Regions from separate parts of the Homo sapiens genome. Here all the other regions are linked to region 1. A link is a contact called in ENCODE Hi-C or POLR2A ChIA-PET data. All regions are on one chromosome and are shown on one strand. Each heading gives the region's core, a stretch centred on a gene start or an enhancer-like site at or near the end of the contact. The rest is flanking DNA. Distances are from core to core; before and after follow the strand shown. Region 1 holds the start of METAP2 (methionyl aminopeptidase 2). Region 2 holds the start of UBE2N (ubiquitin conjugating enzyme E2 N). Region 3 holds the start of EEA1 (early endosome antigen 1).

Region 1 (4,064 bases), core at 1,369-3,868:
CTCAATCTTATTAATACTCACTACTTTGCCTTCTACCAAGTATATTTTTAAACTCTGAGATCTGTCCTATCTGAACAGCTAATTAACACATTGAACTTTTTCAAGACTTGCTAATAAATACCTTTTCCTTTTTAATCTGTGACATTAATTGAGGTAACAAGTGAAATGTCAGAGAAAACACTATACGAGTAAATAAATTTTGATTAAGGAATATCACATTTTCTAGCTTTTCTTTCTTTCTTTCTTTCTTTCTTTTTTTTGAGACAGTCTTACTCTGCTGGCCAGGCTGGAGTGCAGTGGTGCAATCTCAGCTCACTGCAACCTCCATCTCTCGGGCTCAAGCAATTCTCCTGCCTCAGCTTCCCAAGTTGTTGGGATTACAGGTGTGTGCTACCACACCCGGCTAAATTTTTTTTTGTCTTTTTAGAAGAGATGGGGTTTCAACATGTTGGCCAGGCTGGTCTCGAACTACTGACCTTATGTAATCCACCCGCCTCGACCTCCCAAAGTGCTGGGATTACAGGTGTGTGCCACCACACCCGGCTACATTTTCTAGCTTTTCTAACCACAAAGATCAAATTAACCATTTACCTTCATCATCTTCATCTCTTTCTTTATCTTCCAATGCTGATCTTTCCAACTGTCTTGCTACTTCATCCACTGAGGCTCCTGATTCTTTATCAGGTTCCTGTTCCCCTGCTGATCAAAATAAAATAGCAGAAATCAAATCTAATACAGACACTTTCCCACTAGAATATGCTCTAATGATCTTGGAAAACTTACAAATCCTTTCCTCAGGAAACAAAAACAGAAACATTATTGTGAACATAACAGAATTCGTTTAATGACAGAAAAATCTTCCATACCTACACAGTATTGTCCATTCATTAATTTACTCAACAAAATATCCATTACACACACTAGCAGCTAAAAGATAAACAGCGTGAACTGGTCTCTATCCTCAAGTAGTTTAACTTGTAATAGTGGTCAGCAATTAGACTTAACAAATACTTAAACACCAGATAGGTAATAAATGCTGAAGGCCTTAGGAAAAAGATTCATGTGCAACACCCCGGGGCAGCCTGGTTTCATGAATAAGGATATCACGATGGGCTGGGTAAAGTCAAAATAAATAGGCAAAGACAGTCCATTACTAAAAAACTAAAACGCTCAAATATCTAAGCACAAGACCAGGCCCCTGCTCTGGAAGTGATTATAACCTACCTATAAGAGCAATATGTTACATGCATTAATAGTATCAGGTAGCACGAAATGAAGTGACATTCTGGCTACTGGAGAGAATTCATATTAAGAAATACAACTGTTAAAAATACATTAGGATCAGTCAGCTTAACACCTTACAAGACAAACAGCAGTGTTTGAATTTCACTCGAAATCCAGGAACAGCCACCAGAGTAACAAATTTTGCTCTGGAAGAGTTCCAGCAACGCTACAACTCTCCTTCCATTCCTATCTAATCAAAATTTCAGAAAGATGAAGATTAGCTCTCTTCGACCTCTCTCAATTCCATCTTAATCGCTTCTGACTTCTCCATTTTCTGTTTCTCTGGCGATTTTAATTAGAAACAAGTAAAAATAATTTTTATTAAGGTGAAGGAGCTTGTGCAGCAAAAACACAGACTTCTCAAAATATGTAAGTTCCTAGTTCATAATATCCAACTGTAAACTCTCAGCAGTTCTCCTTGCCTTACCAGTGGATTTAGAGGTTAAGACCTCAGAAGTTCCATTCTGAGCCACAGAATATCCTATCTGCACTGCCTGCAATTGGTATCATAATTCAGGTCTAAAGGCCCTAAAGCTTGGCGATGCTATGGGATTAGGCAGGTGAAAATTCGTTATCACCACCACAAATTCTGCAATTAATGACATGAGCGCGCGGGCAAACACACATGTACACACACCCCAAAAGTGCAGGCTGCAACAACCCCAACGTGAAACGGGATAGTGGGAGGAGGTGTGCTCTCCATTACATTTGCCCACCCCCAAAGAAAATAAGTCCTAGCTTGCTCCAGCAAACCAGCAAAGACGCGGCAATACGGATCAGAATCGGATTTTTGAGGCGGCGGCCAAATCGCGCGAAAGATGGTAGGGCTGTGCTCTGCGCACAATCTCAAGACCGTGCCACGATGTGCGTGGGAGCTGAGTTCTGGTAATACAGGGGCTCGGGCCCAGCGACCCCAGAGGTACCACACGCCAACCTCAGGCACTCTTTTCTCCCCCACCAGCCCTCTAGTCCCACAGGAGGAGATGACGCCTCTTCTCAGACTAGGAATCTATAGCCCGGCTTTGCCACCCTGTCAGGCCCAAGAATCAGTCTAGTCGGGGCTCTGGGGCCCCGGTCCCGGCCCCCTCAACGGGCCTGAGCCAAACAGTTCAGCCGTTCCCGGAGGGGACTGGGAAAACATAAAACTCTCTTTACCTGCAGAAGGCCCTTTGCTCTTCTTCTTCTTTCGTCTTTTTTTCTTGGCTGCTTCCTCAGCCGTAGAGGCAGCTCCTTCTTCCCTGTCGTCTGGATCCAGGTCGCCATTCAGGTGGCTCCCGGAGGCCGCTACCTCCTCCACACCCGCCATGTTGCCCGAGAGAGCGCGAGGGAATGAGACAGAGCGGCGAGGGCCCCGATCCTTCTCCACCCGCCTACACCAGCCACGCCGGAAGCTGCTCTCGATGGTAGGGACGCAGGGAATGCTGGGACGGCGGAGGACTCAGCTGAGGGTGTCGGGCTAGCTTCGGGCCGGGCGTGCAGGAGTCTCGGCTTGGAGCCCCGCCTGGCTGGAGTCGACTGGGGCCAGACCCGACTGCTTCGTCCGGTGCCTCGGGCATTCCCGAAGCAAATCGGCAAGCGCAGGGTGAAGTTTAAAGGGGAAGTTGAGCTCTAGAGTCAGCCGGAGATACCTGTGGAGACGGGCAACCCGCCGTAGCAAGCGGCGTCTCTGCTGGAACGGAAATATTTTATATTTGCGTTTTTATAAATCACACAGGCAGTGGGGAAACGGGCTAAGAAATGTGTTCACTTGTACACATTTCTATTGTCATGACTCCACATATCTCTTAAATCTAAGAGATTTAATCAAATCTGCGTTGACATTCACAATCACAGCTCTCCGCGAGGCTCTGTAGGCACTGGAGAGAATTTTGGAAGCTGGAGTTCCGTGTTAGTTTATTGTACTACTCAACCCCGGACGGTTCAAGATGGGAACCCGTCACACTCCGCTCACTTTCCAATTCAGGACAAGAATGACAGGTTTTAACACACGGGGACACGGTCTCTCTCATTAATGCAAAAGATCACACTCCGTTTTCTCTATTTCTGGTCACCTTTCTTTTGGATTTAGGACGTTTCACCAGAAACTAATTGAATTTTGCCCATTTCTTTACTTCTTATGTTTTGAGCCTCATGTTCAAACCGCAGTTTGAGATTTAGTTTGTGGCGTAAGTGGATTGTGATTGGCTGCCTGCACCAACTCCTTCTCAATTTCTCCTGAATATGGCTTTGTCCACCTGGAGAGTTTAGGTGTTTTCATTAGTTTTAAACTAGGCACCAAGCTTCATGGGCATCAAAATGTCGTTAAGAGCCTTATTGCCAGTGAGTTTACAGTAAACCTCACACAGGCTCTGACTGCAGCTGCATAAATGTACATTCTCTGTCTTAAAGCTTCAGGCAGCACCTATCCAATAGTAATAAAAACTGTTCCTCTTATTCTTGTACAGATCTTTATCTCTTTAAATCTATCCCTATTTAGATTTTAAATTGTTTTCCCTAGTTGATTGCTGGCAATATAAAAGTTGGTAAACCGGCCGGGCGCTGTGGCTCACGCCTGTAATCCCAGCACTTTGGGAGGGCGAGGTGGGCAGATCACAAGGTCAGGAGTTCGAGACCAGCCTGGCCAATATGGTGAAACCCCGTCTCCACTAAAAATACAAAAATTAGCCGGGCGTGGTGGCAGGCGCCTGTAGTCCCAGCTACTAGGGAGGCTGAGGCAGGACAATCGCTTGAACCCCGGGGGAGGTTGCAGTGAGCTGAGATTGCGCCACTGCACTCCAGCC
Region 2 (3,834 bases), core at 468-2,967, 2.0 Mb after region 1:
CACAATAGCACTCTGCCTTTCTGCCTACCAGCATGAATTATCCTGGGTCCTCTATAAAATATTCTGAAAAGTATCTTTGTCCAGTTTCATTTACTTTTGCAGATTCTTCTAGTCACAGAACCACCTATTGCAGACTTCTGGTTATTTGAAATTCTCATTATTACCTCTGAACCTTGGCTTCTCATCTAAAACGTTCTGTTAATAATAGAGACTACTTCATCTGTTTCATAATTGAATGATGTATTAAATTTATTAACCATTTAGCATCGTGCCAGCACAAAATATTTCTTATTGTTCTTAGTAGGTTTCTTGTATTCAGAGTTCCAGTTTCTTTAGTGCACTATTTTTTCTCTCTCATAGCTCAATGCCATTTCACAGGCCATTTCCTATGCTTGGCATACTCTTCCCTACAAGGTCAGGTAGGTTCTTACTCATCATTGAGGACTTCACTTATTTAAGAAGGCTTCCCTGAGTTCTCAAGCAGTTAATGCCTCTCTGCTAAAATAGCACCTTGGAGGAACCTGTATTACAGACAGCCCTTAACACATTGGATTGTAACTAATTGTTTACTGGTCTCTCTTCTCCATTGGAATCTAAGTTCCTGGAAGGCACGGTCAGTCTTGTCTTCATTTATTCACCATCTACTGTCTGTTAGTGTGCTAGGAAACACTGTGGTTAAGTAGTTAAGGGCCAGGTCTTGGCGGATCTGCCTGGGGACAAAACAGCTCCTTGGAAAAGGTTAACTATCTAAGCCTCATTTGTAAAATGGAAACAACACCTCCTCACGATTGCTGTGAAGATGAAGTAAAGTGCTTGCAAACAGTCCATCACACAGCAAACCATCCGTCATCAGGATAAAACGCTTCCCCAACAATTCAATTTTCGGGCACCCCCACTCTAATTCTCTCATAGGACCTCGCACTCTATAGGTAATCTCTGCTTTACGGATTACTCTGGGTTCTTTAAACCTCTCCTTGGTCATTCGTCCTGTTAACAATTCTGAGTCTCAACCTTTAGGTCTAGGCGTTCAGAACCATTCTTCCCGCCTCCAACTCGCTCCAAACCCTTTTCCTTCAGCCTACCCTGGGCCTAGGGGCGTGTCAGAGGTCCGATTTATACAATTTAAACATCAAAACTCCCCCAACAGCGTGTGAGTAACTGGAGAGACCCCCAGTCAGAGCTTTGCCACCGAGTTTCGGTCTTGCCCTCCCTTTGAGGAAGGAGCAAGACGATGAGCCCCACCTCAGTCGTTCACTGCAGAGCCAGCAGGGAACGCGCGCAATGCAGGCTGAGCTGAAAGAACGAACGCGTGAGCTGAAAGAACGAACGCGTGAATGAATGAATGGGATACGTCGTAGGCCAGGCCTCTGTTACGTCGTCCACCGGCGCGGGCGTGGCCACGGTTAAGAGAGACGCGCGCGCAGTCGCGCGCGGGTCGTGCCGTACCACCGTCGCGGGCAGGCTCGGCCACGAGCGCCAGAGCCCCGCGCCTCCCCTCGCGGCCTGTCCCAAGTCCCTGCCCCGCAACAGAGCGTCACTTCCGCCATCCCCGGCAGCGGTTGGGGCGGGGCGCACGGGGGAGGGGGCCAGGTCGGAGGGAAGCCCGCCCGTGCCCGAGCCCGCGCCCGAGCAGGGACTACATTTCCCGAGGGGCCTCGGCGGCGGCTGCGGCGACGGGCGCGGCAACGTCCCCCGGAAGTGGAGCCCGGGACTTCCACTCGTGCGTGAGGCGAGAGGAGCCGGAGACGAGACCAGAGGCCGAACTCGGGTTCTGACAAGATGGCCGGGCTGCCCCGCAGGATCATCAAGGTAACCGCCCAGGCCGGCCTCCAGCTCTTCGCTCTGCTCTCGTCGGCTCAGCTGGGCAGGCAGCGCGGCCTCTCGCCTCCTTCGGCCCGCGGCCCGCTCTGGGAGGCCCGAGGCGGCGCGGAGAGGGGTTGGCCGCGGCGGCGAGGGAAGTCGGGTGCTGAGGAGGGGGCGCCGGGGAGACTTCCGGCCGCGGCGGGGCAGCCGGACAGCGGGGACCCGGGGCTTCCAGGCGGCTGCCCGGCGGGCCAGGGAGTGCTGTCCCACGCCCCGGCGGAGGGTGGGGCGGCAAGGCTGGGGGTCTCTGGGCTTGGGCGCGGGCCTCCATAGCTTCTGAGACCACCCCCCCGCCGGAGGCCGCGGGCGCGCGGGAATCGCGGCGGGGCTCGGGCGCCTGGTGGGGATTGTGGCCCGACAAGGTCCCTCGGCAGCCAAGCCCCTCTTCTCCGCCCCGACGGGGCCGCGGAGGTGCGGCAACCGCGGGTGCAGAATGAATGAACCGGGAGGGTCAGGCCGGGCGGGGCCCTGCGCCCCGGGAAGTGGCTCTGGGAGGCCCGCGCGTCCTGCCGCGGTCAGCACATGCTCGCCCCTGGTTGCCGCGGCTGCCTGGGTCCCGGGACGTGGGGGCCCCGCGCCCCGCTGCCCTTGCTTCCGCGATCTCTCTCTTCTGAATACGTTTCCGCTCGTTTATCTCTGCGAAGTGATTTTACTCTGGTTGGCAAACTCTTTCAGAGCTGTTCCGAGGAAATAGTTTTAACACAAGGCTGGGGGAGGGCCGCAGTTATGGGGGATTCTCTTTCTCTCTCCTCTTCTCTCCTCTCCTCTCTTTTTCGTAGATATGAGGCCTCGCTATAGTGCCCAGGCGGCTTCCAAAACTCCTGGCTTCAGAGATCTTCCTACCTTGGCCTCTGTGGGGGATCTCGTGAAATCTTTTGCCCCTCAATTTTGTGCGTTTTAATTATTAATTGGCTGTTTATGAATACTGTGTTTTGACAAGTATGTATGGAACCATGACATTTTCGATTCTTTGATTTTGTAAAGTCTTAAGGAAATATCGACAAGTCTTCAGACGTGAGATATTCCTTGTCATCACAACAACTAAACCTTAAATTTTTGTGTCGGTTTTTATGAAGGAAATTAGTTGCACATTTATGTGACTAAATGCGCCAGTTAAAGTGACTCAATTGCAGCATCATTTTGCTTGATATAACCTGGTGAACGTGTATGTTAATCTTGCTCATTCTTGTGAAATCTGTGGGGAGATGCATACTAAGTGGAAGACCTGTTAGGCTTCGAGGATGATGTACTGTATACTGCTTCATCCAATTGCATTTAAATATATCTGAGATGAGGGAGATGTCACTGACCTAAGGGTGCTGATGTAGAGAAATAAGACGTTTTTGTATGGTAGAAATTCTTAGAAATGAGAGAAGTAGAACAGATTGTCAGGGAGCACTGGAGTCTAATAATGTGAATCTTCATAGTCCGAAATTTGTTGTGTGTGGATTTATCTAGGATTCTGTCCAAGGAGTTTTAATTGTCATATGTATTGGCAGGTCCGTACAACGTGGTTTTAGTTATAATGCAGTCACATGGTCCCCAAAGGTCATGTTTATTGAGGCCCCAGTTGAAAAATGAATAGGGAGTGATAGAGCCATACATCAAATATCCTTGTTTTCGTTGTTACTTAGGTTATTGACTAAGTACATAATGCAAGTTGACATTCATGATAATTCTCTGAAATACATAGTGAACTAAACATTTAACACGCATTTTTCTATTTTTGATTATGAAGATATGCCCAGTAATATGAAAGCCTTGGATGAAAAAATAAATTCTGTGGAACCTTGTTTATAAATTTACAGAAATGGTTTAAGGCAATAAGTTGAAGTCCTCATGATTCAATCCATTTGGCACACAGTAATTTACACTGGGCATTTACATTTTGCTGTTGAAACTAAGACAGTAACTCATACTGTGATATATAATCTTAATTTTACGGTATCTTGTTGACAACATCTATCTAAT
Region 3 (4,030 bases), core at 69-2,568, 2.5 Mb after region 1:
GCTGCACCATCGAGAGACACACACACACATAATAAAAAACCAAATATATTTGGGATAGAAATATCATATTACATTATATAATGCATTATACTTTACAAAACATTTTCCTATTCATTAACTGATTTGCAAATAATATTTAATTTTGTGCTGCTTTTCAAAAGATCTGGAAGTGCTTTCCAAAAAGCACTCCATTCATTGCTTCATAGGCTTCATTCAGTGGTCTGTTGGTTTTTTCTTTTTTTTTTTTTTTCCCTCCCAGCAAGGTTAGTTCCATTATTCCCTCTCCTTCCCTATTCAAGCAATATTAAAGGCTTCTCTTTTTCTACCAGGGTGTTAAGTTGAGCCTCTTGGCTGTGAATATTGGCAGAATGGTAGGACGCAGAAGCTGTGATTTCTCGAGTTAAATAATGACATCGTGCCTGGAGGTCAGTTCAAAGACCACGTCGTTTTGGCACGATATTTATCTGTGACCTCATTTTCTTCTTAATCTATAAAACAGAGGCGTTAATGACAATTTACTTCATAAATCGATTATCAGAATAGGACTTAAAATTCCTTAGGAGGTCAAGCACGGGCTTTAGAAAGTGCAACATGTGAACATCAGCCTATTAAAAATTGTTTTGATCTAGAAAAGACAACCTCAAACTTCTCTTGCCAATTCAAATTCCAGCTTCTTCCTACCCTTCTTTTCTAAATCTTTGCTTTCTCTTTGGCTGAAATTAGAAGCAGGAAGGGAGCAGGGAAAGGAAACCTGGGACTGGAAAAGGGCAGGGAAGCCCAACAGACCGGTTAAGCACGTCTGAGATTCTCTAGTCGGCTTCAACCCAGGGGCTAAGAGGCAGAGTCAGCGTTTCCAGCAGAAACTAGCATATAGCTCAGGCTCAATACCACGTCGAGTCAGGAGCCATCGCCGGAAGGGTCACACCGACACATTTTACAAAACAGCCTAAGGCGTCCCCTCCTCCCGCCTGGGTCAGGGAGGGACACCCCCAGGGGTCCTCGCCCGCCTCCCACTAGCGGGCACGCGGTCGTCGCGCGGGCGCGGCCCTCTGACGGAGCCCAGGCGTGCACTCCGCAGCCTCGGCGTCCCCCAGCTAGCCGGAAGAAGCTGCGGCGACAGCGTCCTGCCGCCTGTCTGTCACGCAGCCGCCCACGTTGCCACCGCTTCCGATTGGTCGCTGGCCTGGACCGGCCCCCTTCAGCCCCGCCTCCCGCGAATGGACAGGCGAGGGGCGGGCCCGCCACCGCCCCGCCCCCCGGCGGCCGCGGGCGGGCCCGCCCATCTGTCAGTTACGGGGGCTGCCCGGCGGGCGGGCTGGAGGCGCTCGCAGGCTGCCTAGTCGTTCGCTCGCTCTCTCTCGCGTGCTCCCTCTCGCCGCCTGTGGGGAAGTCGGGGCCGCCCGAGCGGCCGTCGCCACCGCCTCGCCCCGACCTCCTTCCCGGTCCCCTCCCGGCCCAGTCCCTCCCGCCCGCGCACCCCGAGTAGTGAGTGGCCCCGCGCAGGGTCTGGAGAGTCACCGCGGCGGCGCCGGGTGGTGGTTAAACCATGTTAAGGAGGATTTTACAGAGGGTAAGAGAGTGAAACCGTCTTTCTGGCAGCACGTGAGCGGGACAGCCGGAGCTCGGGGCCGCGGCGCGGGCGCCCCTCCTCAGCGCGGGCTCCTTCCTTCCCTAGGCCCCACAGCCCGGCAGGCGCTTAGGCCTCGGTCGCCCGGCCCGGGGGCGGGGAGGGCGGGTGGGGCCGGCGCGGCGGGGCGGCAGGCAGAGCCCTGGTGGCCCCGCGCGTCCAGGCCTGGCGCCCGCTCCGGCGCGGGGCTCCGTGTGTGCGAGCGGGCTGCGAGCTGGAGGGTGTGGTGCCGGCGCGTTCCTCCCGGGAACCCTGAGTGGGAGTGAAAATGGAGAGTTGGTGCCCGTGGGACGGGCCAGCCGCCGCCTGCCGGGCTGGAGAACGCCCCATGGGAGATTCGGGCGGCTTGCTTCGCCTTTCCCCACCCGCCGCACTCCCCGTGCCCCCCAATTTGACACGATGCGCACCTGCCACACACGGCCCTGCTTTCTCCTTTGGACCACAGTGGAGGGTGGTGTGGTGAGCCCCGGCCTAGCCTGGGCCCAGGCGTGGGACTGACACTGGCACAGTCAGCCGAGAAGGAAGATGTTACTCACTGTTGGAAACTTTTTTTTTAATTAAAAATATGTTTTCTGTGCAAGCCCCACTACCTTATTTTAGCTATCCAAGAATAAATCCGCAGTAAGCTTGATCAAGTGGTATATACACTTAGTTTCTGCCTGTGCTGTCTCTGAAATCTGGAAAACCTTGAGGATAGAAAGATTAGAGCATTAGAAAACTGTAGGTGTATCATTTAAGAATCAGTTACTAGAATAACATAATTCACATCTCTTTTCCTGTAAGAGTTATTGTACCTGTCAACTTAAATTTGTTTTTTTTTTTTGGTATAGCTTTTTTCTTTTCTTTTTGAGGCTGATAGGGTGTAACAAAATGTAAATGATTGAAAAGTAGGTGCCGAGCCTATTAGTTCTTTACCGAGGGAGTAGGATAACTAGTTCAAAGGACAAAAGAAATTAGTGAATTTGTAGGATTCAGCCGAGGAATGTGCGGAAGAGAGTTGAGTCATCCAGTAGATAGGAAGGGAGTGCTCTTGCTTCTGCCTAGCTTTCTCCTGAAAGAATGAAGTCATGTGAAACTTGGTCAGTTATTAGAGGGAGAAATAGTTAACTTCTTTATCTGACAACCTGTGTTGACATTTAATTGTATTTTGCAGTGTTTTGTGAATTTTGAAATCCCGGTAAGCGATGATTTTGGCAGTAACAAGGGCATGTCCTTTACTTTCCCCATCACTTCCTTAGTTCAGCAGTAAAGACATCTGTGCATGATTTACTTTCAGGCTTTAGGAGATTTTTCTTTTATCAGACCTGGAGGAACTGATTACCTCATGTTTCAGATTGTGTTTCTGTCATAGTTCTGCAAGTGAAAATTAGTTTGCCTGTGGTTTGCTTTGAAGTTTACAAATAAAAGTGTTTACTGGTTTAAGGGTAGCTCAGCTGTAGTTATAGATTGGTTTTCAGAAATATGGGATGCTTTCTAGTAATCTTGGTTTAAAGTTAAACATCGAGATTATATGAAGATCATTTTTAATGTTGGTGCATACCTATCAACTGTTAAAGAAGCTTCTGTTGAAACTACAAAAGTGAAATTGATTGTGGTTATTGCAGAGATGTGATATTGAATCATCACTTCTGAATAAGTCAGTTGACAACTGAGTTTCTTAACGTCGGCGCTATTGGCATTTGTGACTGGATAATTCTGCGTTGTGGGAGGCTGCCCTGTGCCTTGTAAGATGTTAGCAGCATCCCTGGCATCTACCCCCACTAGATGCCAGTAGCATTCCCCTATATCCCTTCCCCCTTGTGACAACCAAAAATAGCTCCAGATTTTACCAAATGTCCCCTAGGGGCAAAATTGCCTCTGGTTGAGAATCACTGTGTTAAATGCATTAACTCTTTAGTAGGAAAGTTTGAAGTGTTTCTCACAGTTAAGTACTTAATTTTCTTTTATTCAGTGTATTTATATTGAGTTTCAGTAAATGCCAGGCTTCATGCTAAGGGGTAGGAAACAGTTGATTAAGCTGTGGGTCCTCCCTTTAGAACTCACAGGCTGTTTGGGAGGTGAACATTTAAAAGTAATGACAGTGCTATGTAATAGAATAATGAAGAGGACAGAGGACCCAGGAGGCACTCTGTGGGAGGTGAGGGCAATTAGGAAAAGCTTCAGGGACGGGGGCATATTCACAGCTCAGAAGAGGGAAGGGCATGTCAGGCAGAGGGAACAGCAAATGCAAAGAGATGGAGTCATAAAAGGCGCAGGTAGTACTGTGAGGAGTGTGAACAATGAAGCTTAGGAAGTGAGATGGTCTGTAGCAATTAGTAAGAGATGAAGCTACCGTGGTGGCTAGAGACCAAATTGTGAGAGGACGTAAGAGTCCCTTTGAAGGAGTTCAGCTTTTATCTTGTA

The links. Hi-C counts contacts between places; a loop is a spot of excess contacts on that map. ChIA-PET counts read pairs that join two places held with the same protein, here RNA polymerase II (POLR2A). Pooled maps may share reads with other maps.
Region 2: a loop to region 1 is called in a map of CD4-positive, alpha-beta T cell, with 9 times the contacts of the local background. The contact joins the promoter of UBE2N here to the promoter of METAP2 in region 1. A Hi-C loop is called at or near these places in 5 of 168 maps with a recorded cell type or tissue (B cell, CD4-positive, alpha-beta T cell, CD4-positive, alpha-beta memory T cell and 2 more), 1 of 37 single-sample maps with no recorded cell type and 14 of 50 pooled maps. POLR2A ChIA-PET finds 5 or more read pairs at or near these places in 1 of 52 experiments (CD4-positive, alpha-beta T cell).
Region 3: a map of naive thymus-derived CD4-positive, alpha-beta T cell shows a loop between it and region 1 (7-fold over the local background). The contact joins the promoter of EEA1 here to the promoter of METAP2 in region 1. A Hi-C loop is called at or near these places in 1 of 168 maps with a recorded cell type or tissue (naive thymus-derived CD4-positive, alpha-beta T cell) and 9 of 50 pooled maps. POLR2A ChIA-PET finds 5 or more read pairs at or near these places in 2 of 52 experiments (CD4-positive, alpha-beta T cell and naive thymus-derived CD4-positive, alpha-beta T cell).

The regions. Positions count from the first base shown.
Region 1 is chr12:95,472,706-95,476,769 of GRCh38, reverse strand. METAP2 (methionyl aminopeptidase 2) reads right to left here and starts at 2,618. Exons shown (of 11, transcript NM_006838.4): 1 at 2,440-2,618; 2 at 592-699. The coding sequence starts at 2,590. RefSeq lists an enhancer at 2,402-2,801.
Region 2 is chr12:93,439,830-93,443,663 of GRCh38, reverse strand. It overlaps UBE2N (ubiquitin conjugating enzyme E2 N), which reads left to right and starts at 1,717. Exons shown (of 4, transcript NM_003348.4): 1 at 1,717-1,809. The coding sequence starts at 1,780. RefSeq lists silencers at 1,312-1,771, 1,852-2,061, 2,212-2,351, 2,382-2,501 and an enhancer at 1,182-1,819.
Region 3 is chr12:92,926,583-92,930,612 of GRCh38, reverse strand. It overlaps EEA1 (early endosome antigen 1), which reads left to right and starts at 1,318. Exons shown (of 29, transcript NM_003566.4): 1 at 1,318-1,570. The coding sequence starts at 1,547. RefSeq lists a silencer at 849-1,928 and an enhancer at 3,029-3,158.